Regions from separate parts of the Mus musculus genome. Here region 2 is linked to region 1. Evidence: chromatin loops called from intact Hi-C (ENCODE). Cell type or tissue: heart. All regions are shown on one strand. Each heading gives the region's core, and the rest is flanking DNA. Links, peaks and the distances in the headings are about the cores only.

Region 1 (4,387 bases), core at 251-4,250:
TCCATGAATACAGAATCCAAAGACACAGAGGGTGACTATATTGTTACAGTCACTCCACTTTTTTTTTCTATTTTTAATAGCAAATCTCTGAAAAAGCCCAAGATCTGACAGGCATAAGAGATAGGCTTTCCTTGCTTTCTGATTTCTCGGTGGTTGATGCATGCACACTCTCCATCCATGAGCAAACTGCACTGACTTTCAAGCCCTGCAAATCTGATACCTGCAAAATTCTGTTCTGCTCACACGATGCTTCCTGTTCAAAAGTCACCAGGTGGGTAGGGAGACGAATGTCCATATTTAAGGTATTCCTAGCCAATTCAAAGGTAACACAACAGGCTCTGTCTAATGGAACGCTCTTAAAGTGCCTCTCCACATATATCATATATCATTTCAAAAATGAATATAGGCATCAGGAAAACAGCAAACACTGAACTTCTAAAGCTCAGGATAGGCCCCAGGGAACTGGGGTAATTCCTCTTAAATACGTTGTCAGTGGTTAAGAAAAAATATACAATGATGTCACCCTAAGAGCGAGACTGTCATAGAGAAGCTGAGGAGCACTACCCCATCTAGTTTGCAACCAATTCAATTCAGCCGGTTTCAACAGACTGGTCCAAATCACTGCCTCAAGTATTTCCACACAAAAGCCAGAAAGACATTTTCCCTTTTCTGACTTCATGTCAGAAAGCATGTGTTCACTGCTTTCTACCGTGGCAGGATGGAGAGGTGGAGGGTGTTTTAACAAATTACTGGCATTATTTTCAACTTCAGTTTTTACAGAATAAGCCATAGGAAAATAAATGTTTGCCTTCACATAGCCCCACGTGACAAGGACAGCCGAGCACAATCTGCCCCTATCCTACTGCCTTACAACTTAAGATCTTATGGATTAACGTCGACTAAATTCTCTACAGACACAGATGACAGATCCAACCTTCAGCCCTCGGGTTTTCTTCTACAAAAAAAGCACTGCATTCGGTGGAGGGGGGGTGTCATTTTGTGGCCTAGCGCCTGCCTGGAGACTGCACGAGGCCCTGGGTTGCGTTCCCAGTTTTGCCAAATTCAGATTTATATTTCAGTAATTTAATTATATCGTAAGTGAATTATAGTAAAATGAAGGCCACTACACACTGAGTTTGTGTTTTTAAAAAAATGAATAAATAAACCAGCCTGCACGGCCCACAACCATCACCGGGTGGGTGGAGGAGACCAAGTCCTCCTTTTTCGAAAGCCAATCAAGAGGAACACAATGGGTTCGGTGAGCTCTAACACTTTGGAAGCCACCACCGCACACGCGGCCCTCACCGGGGCTCGGAACCGGGCCGGGAGGGGAAAGGACCGATGATGTCATCCCTGGGTCCTCCCCGAGGATGAGGCTAGCCTCGGGCCTTTTAAAGGGGACCGTTTTTCCGCGCGCCCGAGGCCGGGGCCGCCAGCACCGCACCTGCTCCCGCCCCGGGGCCGCCCGCGCCTCCCGCCCTGCCCGGCCGCCCTCCCGCCCGGCCGCCCGGGGGAGACAATACATTTTAACGCCGTTGGCGCTGCTGCGCGGCGGTTTCTCGGGCTCGCCGGGGTGCGTGTCTCGCCGCGGCTCAGCCGGTTGCTGCTGCGAGCCGTCGTCACCCGCGGCCGCCTCGGACTTGTCGGCATCGGCCATCCCGCCGCGGGCTCCGCCTCGGCCGCGATGAGGGCTCCGAGCGCTACAATGGCGGCGGCCGGAGAAGCGGTAACGGATCGCGATTTGAAAAGGCCCCGAGCGCTCGGCGGCCGGGATCTCGCGAGAGCGGACGAGGCCCCGCGACTTGGGGAGTGAGTGGGGGCGGGGCTCCGGCGCGGCCACCTGCGGAGGGAGCGCGGGCTGCCTGGGGGGGCAGAGATGGGGGTCCTCGGGGACGGGGCCTTTGGATGAGAGGACTATGGCAGCTCCATCTCTGCGGGTGGATGCTCTACGAACCCGCCAGCGAGCACCGGTAGCTGAGGACAAGTTGACCACTTTCTTTGAGGGCTGAAGATTTTTGTAGACCTTAGCAATCAGCTAAGAGGTCGAAGTTTTTACATTCTCGGGGCAGCTATCGATTTGGACAGTCCATCATTTTCTTAAGAAAACCTGTACAAGGGGGCTGGAGGAGTTCAGCAGTTAGGATGACTTGCTGCTCTTGCCAAGGACCTGGGTTCGGTTCCCAGCACCCACATACAGGAGCTCCAACGACCTCTTCTGACTCCATAGGCGCTGGTATGTCTGTGGTGCACAGATATACATGCAGGCAAACCACACGCACACATGGAAAAAACAAATTGTTTTAAAAGAAGTCTTATACAAGACTAGCTACAAATGCATATTTTGGTTTGGATTATAGATTTTACCCCTAAATACTAAAGATTCATAAACCTGAGTGTCATGATTACACTTCACACTAAAATGGCCTTTTTCAGTTGAAAAAAAAAGCTAAGACCTCCTCAAATGTTTCCTTCTTTAAAAAAAAAGTGAACAGCATAAGGCAGACACAGTTTATTAGAGATGAGAGTCATCTACAAAATTCTGAGTTTGGCGTTCTACCCACATAGTGTCCTAAACACAACAGATACTTTTGTGTTTCTGTACTGTCACCCCTGGGGCCTAATGGTTGCAGTTAGCAGACAGGTGCTGGAATCTGGCAGAGAAAATTAGGCTTTCTCCTCGGCTGAGGCATTTCAGTTCTCCACTTCTCTTCAGGTAAAGACAGCAGTTCCTTCCCTGCAAGGTAGAGATTTAAAGAAAACACTTCATCTAGGGCCAAGTGCTACAGTATCGCAGTCTATCTCTTAAGGCTCCCATGGGGTTTCAATCAAGGAGAAACCAGATTAACCCACCCCACCCCACCTCAACCCTAGATTTCAAAGTATTCACTATTCCATGTATTCTTTTGTTACCATTGAATTTCTCCAAGGAACTCCATCTGACAGTCCTGGACTAGTAGATTCCTGCAAAAACCTTTTTCACATTTCAACACTTTTCAAGAGTTCATCGTGACCAAACCATAATAGAAGGTTCGGAAGGGACACTAGAGCTCTGCTGGAGGAGGACTTTGGGAAACAGCACTATTCAAGAGCTGTAATCGAGCTAAAAGCACAATTTAATTAAACACACACATGAGACTTACCCATACTCCAGAGTATGCCAATTTAAATATCCCATTAAAAGAGCTATTCTTAATGACTGAGCTTTGGGGGGCAGTGTCTTGGAATTTCCAACCCCAATAAGCCTATCTTAAAAAAAAAAAAAAAAACCACGTAATCCAGTTATTATAAGTATAAGATATAAGCCTAGATTGGGCAGATCTAACACTATACTAACATTCCCCAGCTATAAGACCCCTTGCTACTTGTGGTTTCTCCTGGCCACGTGGTTCTGCTCCAACATGGCTATTGTCCTCACTGTCTTCCTTCCTCCTCTCGTCCTCCCTCTTCCCTACTTGTGCCCATTCTCAGAGATCTCCCGTTCTTCCTATCCCACCACTGCCCAAAAAACGGGCTCTCGCCTTTATTGACCAGTTAAAATGGGAAGGTTCGCAGGACTTCACCTGCTGCGACTGCTCTAGGGGGCAACCCCTCTGGAGGAAGCAGAATTAACATCAGAATACAAACAGCACCAGGACAACCCACAACCAAGCAGGATTTAAACTGTGAGCCTAAGATAAATGGCTCTCTGCCTACCCTTTAGCCCCAATCTTGTGAATTCATAAAGAGCTAAGGGTTATCATAACTGAGGATCACTGAGGGGCTCCTAGAAGAGATGAACCTTTCCTTCTCCATGCTGTTGACAGCATACTTAAGGGTAGCGAAATCGACAAAGGAGAATTTAATTCCCTCACTGGGAATTTTTTTTTTCCCAGTTTATGTGTGCACATTGAAAAACTCTTAGGTAACAGATGTTGAAGTGGCCCCCACCCTCCCCCATGGTTCCTACTGCAAAATCGTTATCCTCCACAATTACACAAAATATATATTTTAGTGCTTTGAACACGTGGACCCCACTTAGAACCTCGTTGGCAGTGCTGCCTTGGGAGGCTTAGGAGATGTACTTGTTCCTTGTTGGAGGAAGTACGTCACTAGGGGTAGGCTTTGAGAGTTTAAAGATGCATGCCATTCCCAGTTCACTTTGTATGAACACAATCAAGTGTGTCTCTGCTTCCTGTAAGATAAACGCTCTCAGTTTGCTGCTCCAAATGCCAGCTGCCTGCTGCCATGCCTCCCCAGCATGACTGTGCCTATCCCTCTGCAACTGTAAAACCAAAGAAACTCTTCTGTCAGTTGCCTTGGTCATGGTGATTTATCACAGCAATAGAAAATAAACTAATACAATATTGCTGGAAGAAAGTCAAAGGACCACTTACTTTTCTTTTTAAAA
Region 2 (4,387 bases), core at 326-4,325, 120 kb after region 1:
CATTTTTTTTTTTTTTTTTTTTTTTTTTTTTTAGTATGACATTATTTATGTCACTAGAGAATGCTAGAGTCATGATGAAATGCATTCCAGGAATGACGTAGAAGTCCTCACTAAGATACCCCCAGGCCTGGTGCTTAGGAATTGTTTAAAGACATATCCTAATTCAAAAGGTGAACTCTATATTCTTTAAAAAGAAATATCATCACACAATCTAGAAACATGCAAGTAAATTCCAGCACAAAAAGCCCAGAATGTTGGGAGTATTGCCCCTCAGGAGTGAGACTTGGAGTGGGTGTGTGCAGAAGTTTAGGGAATACAACATGCCTGATTCTTATATTTGAATAACAATATAGGGAGGAAACGTCTTCAATTAAAATAGAGGAACGAGGGAGCTGGGGAATATAGAATAGTTCATAAAGTACTTGCCTAGAATGCATGAAGCCCTGGGCTCTACCCTCAGGCCCTGACAAAATCAGGCATGGTGGCTCACATCTGTAACCCACCCCTATAGGGGCTGAGGCAGGAGAATGAGAAGTCTAAAGTCATCCTTTTCAAGCCCAGTGTGGGTCTTACATGAGATCCTGTCTGGAAAACAATGAATTGAGAAAGTGAAAACCAAGGGCAGAGAGAGCCCCGCCTCTCTCCCTGAGAAGCTACAGACATAATGGTTGCCCACCCAGCTTCAGGGAGGCAAGTCTAGTTAAATGCTGTGGGTTCAAAAGAGAAAACTCAAACAAGCAAACAAACGTTTTTAACAAAATCTCAATCATTCAATTTTACCAAAGACGACTTGGGAGCCAGATGTTGGAGTGAAAGACTACTAGCTCAGAGGGGCAGTGGAAGCACCCAACTGACCTTCTAAGTCCCCAAAAGGAAGTTCTCCACACCATCTCAAAAACTGTTCAAGCTGAATGTCCCTCCCTTAAATTCCTGTTTGTCTCTCTATCCATCTTCCTGACATCCTCTTACTCTGAACTTTTTTCCCCTGTGTTCACTTCCTGTCAACTTGTTGCTTGCTCTGCCTCTTGACCTCTGGTTGACTTCACTTAATCCTGTTTACAATGAACAGAAAGCTCTTGGATGAAAGGTCTGTGCTAGACCACACCACAACTAGAAACAGGTCTGTCCAGTAAATAACACAATCTGTGGGTTCATAGTGTGATGACATATCCTGCAATAAACAAAACGAAACACCAGGAGAGGTACTATATGGAAAGAAGTGGTTTGGTGTCAGGAAAATGGGGTAAGCAGTTAAGAACTGGAGAATTGTGGTCAAAGCATATACACATTTATATGCAAAACTGAAGAGAATATATGTTTATCTATCTGTTCCCGTGGACATGATTGTTTGTGTGTATAAGGTGCCCTCCAAAGCCAGAGGACATAGTTGGGTCTCCTGGAGCTTGAGTCACAGGCAGTTGTGAATCACCAATGTGGGTGTTGCTAACCAAACTGGGTCTGATACAGGAACACTGAGTGCTCTTAACAGCTGAACCATCTCTCCAGGCCCAACAATAATCTTGTTTTAAAGGATTAAGCACCAATATTAAGATTTCTGAGAAGAAATAATGCACAGGAGCCCTCCTTACTAAACAATGCGATCACCATCTGTCTTAGTGTTCTACTGCTGTGAAGAGACACCATGACCAAGGCAACTCTATAAAGACAGCATTTAACTGGGGGCTTTCTTACCGTTTCAGAGGGTTAGTCCATTATCATGGTGTGGAGCAGGCGGGCATGGTGCTGAAGCAGTAGAAGGGAGAGGGAGAGTGGGGAGGGAGAAGGGGAGGGGGAGAAGAGAAAAGGGAGGGGGGAAGGGAAGAGGGGGGGGCAGGCGCACCTGTGAGGGCTTTTGAAACTCACGGTTAGACTCCAAGAATACAAAGGCTGGATCAATTTCCCTCATGGACTTTGAATCTAACCAACAAGTAGACATTAGGCAAGAAAATACATGCATGTGCAGACTGTAATAAGAAGAAATGTAAATAAAAACATTCTGAGAGTAAAGAGCCTGGCCACCACAGGTCTAACCCTAAACCCACCTAAAGGTGGAAGGAACAAGGAGAAGATAACCTCGCACTGGCAATGACCTGCAAGACACACAGACACATCGTGGGACTGCACAATAACAGATGCTTTAAAAGAGCTTCAAGAAGTGTAGTGTATTGCACACCCATCAGGGGAACCAATCGCCCCAATATGTATAGTCGGTATTTCTATAAAAGTGCCTTGGGCCTTCTATTTATCTTGAAAATCGAAGTGCACCACAACTTGAGTTCCACGTGTTTATGGTATAGTCCAGATAAAACCGGAGACTCCAGAAAGATCTTTAATTATCCTCTCTGGAAAAAAAAAGTTTGACTCCCAACTACCGGCGAGGGGGTGGGGGTGGGGGTGGGGGTGGGGGTGGGGGTGGGGGTTGGCTCCTTGTTGCTTTGGCTGAGGTCAAGGAATTTTAAAATGCCCTGCAGGTCCGGTGGTGGAAGGCAAAAGATCTGTTCAGGTCAGGGCGAGGAAAAGCACGTAGGAGGGCCGCTAGGCGGAGCGCGGGGCGGGGCAGCGGCCTCAGGGCCTGCAGGGCCTCCAGCGCCATGCCTCTCCTAAGCGTGCTGCTGCGCGCCCGCCTGCAGGCCGCTCTGCTCCGCGGGCGTGCGCTCGGGTCGGCGCGGAGCCGGAGCTGCCGAGGAAGCCGAGGAGCTCCGGCCGGGAGCGCGCGCGCTGGTGAGGGGGTGGGGGGCAGGGGCGGGAGCGCGCACGGGGTGGGGAGGATTAGGGCAGTTCGAGAGAGCGCGCTAGTGGGGGAGTTGGAGCGGGAGCGCGCTTGGAGGGAGCCCTGGTCTGAGCAGGTAACGGTGAGCCAGGGCCTGGCCTGCAGCGCGGGGACGAGTCCATTGCGGACCCCGAGGAGGGGAGCCTGGCGAGGTCGGTGCCTCCTCTAGGCCGCGCTCGAGCCCTTTGCGGAAGGCCGCGTCCCCTGTCCTGCGCGGTGGGCTCGTCCAGGCGGGAGATTTTCGGCGGGTAGGCTCTCGCACGCTCATTGCTTTCTGCTTTTTCCACGCCCGCCGCCATGCCCTGCTCGGAAGATGCCGCGGCCGTCTCTGCCTCCAAGAGGGCTCGAGCGGAGGATGGCGCTTCTCTGCGCTTCGTGCGGCTCTCGGAGCACGCCACGGCGCCCACCCGCGGGTCCGCGCGCGCTGCCGGCTACGACCTATTCAGGTGAGAGCCGTGGCCCGACGGCAGGAATGCAAACACCGAGCCCGGGTGCAGTCGTGGCTCCGCAGAGACCTGAGTTCACCTTGAGCAAATTCAGTAGGGGTTTGGGCGAGCGGAAAGTAAAGGGTTATAACATTTCCAAAGCGTTACTGTGCAGCGTGCGCTCCACCCTTTCCAAGTGGAAGGTCCGGATGTGCAAGGCTTATTCTTGACCGAAGTGTGACTGTCTGCAGTGTGCACGTTAAAGTCTAGGAAAAGGATCTATGGAAGCTGTGTACTTCTCTTATCCCGTCCAAGGACTGGGAACTTAAGGAGCTCCATCCAGGGCTAGCTTATGAGGTGGCTCAGTGTAAAGTCACCAAGCCTAATGACCTGAATGTATGCATCTAACATGCCCTGTCTTGGGAGAAATTAGATACTATGGCCATTTTCTACATAAGCGGGTGTTTGCTGTGTATTGGGAATGGCTGATGTTACAGAGTGAAAATTCCGTGTGACTGAACGTACTCTTCTACCACATGCCAGACTTCCAGCGCTGCTCATTGTAAAGTCTGAAGTTTCGTTGGATCAGGAAGGGAGCTGCAGTAATAAGAGACTACAGTAGTATTTGGTAGATGGACTTTCTAAAATCGCTTGTGATCAGAGTCCACCCCCAAGAGCTGCTCTGGGAGACCAGCTCTCTTCGGCCACTGAAGTTCACAGCCATAGCGTGGAAGGCAGGGGGAATGCAGTGCATCTCTGCCTCTCACCTGTGTTTTTTTAACATTTTCTTCGGGAGGTTCATTCTCATCAAGAGAAGCGTTACAAAAGTAAAGTATAGGTTTATATGCGTTCGCAGGCTCGAAGTGTGCCTAGCGGAGTGAGGCCCATTGAGTGTTAGATGTTTGCTCTTTGGTTGGCTTTTCATATTCTTTCTATGAATTAAGTCTGCCTTCCTGCTCCTCATGCTAATTTGCCAGCCTTCACTTTCAGAGACAAAAACCACAGAACACATAGCAGAGACAATGTTGGCATCTCCCTGTTCCCCACTCCCACATTCAGGGTTTTGTCTTCTTGCTCTGCCTAGGTGCTAGGATTAAGGGCCTGAAGCCATCTTTCTAAAGCTAAAAGAAAGTGCCTACTACCTTGTAAGTAAACCTTTTTAGGTGAGTTAGGAATCTGCCATAAGGTTGTT

The links. Hi-C counts contacts between places; a loop is a spot of excess contacts. Peaks named below come from ENCODE experiments on the same cell type or tissue, not always from the same donor. Only the 100,000 strongest peaks of a DNase experiment are listed, where the experiment ranks them.
Region 2: a loop joins it to region 1, with 3 times the contacts of the local background. A loop is called at or near these places in 5 of 42 quality-filtered maps.

The regions. Positions count from the first base shown.
Region 1 is chr2:125,121,862-125,126,248 of GRCm38, forward strand. Myef2 (myelin basic protein expression factor 2, repressor) reads right to left here and starts at 1,799. Exons shown (of 16, transcript NM_010852.2): 1 at 1,524-1,799. The coding sequence starts at 1,657. It overlaps Gm46759 (a long non-coding RNA gene), which reads left to right and starts at 1,783. Exons shown (of 2, transcript XR_001783448.2): 1 at 1,783-2,233; 2 at 2,928-4,356. In heart, for the core only: no CTCF peak of the experiment used is centred there; DNase peaks (open chromatin) are centred at 1,390 and 1,780; H3K4me3 peaks cover 2,059 bases; H3K27ac peaks cover 1,997 bases.
Region 2 is chr2:125,244,681-125,249,067 of GRCm38, forward strand. Dut (deoxyuridine triphosphatase) reads left to right here and starts at 2,835. Exons shown (of 6, transcript NM_023595.6): 1 at 2,835-3,216. The coding sequence starts at 3,068. In heart, for the core only: a CTCF peak has its summit at 2,569; a DNase peak (open chromatin) is centred at 2,871; H3K4me3 peaks cover 2,602 bases; H3K27ac peaks cover 2,827 bases.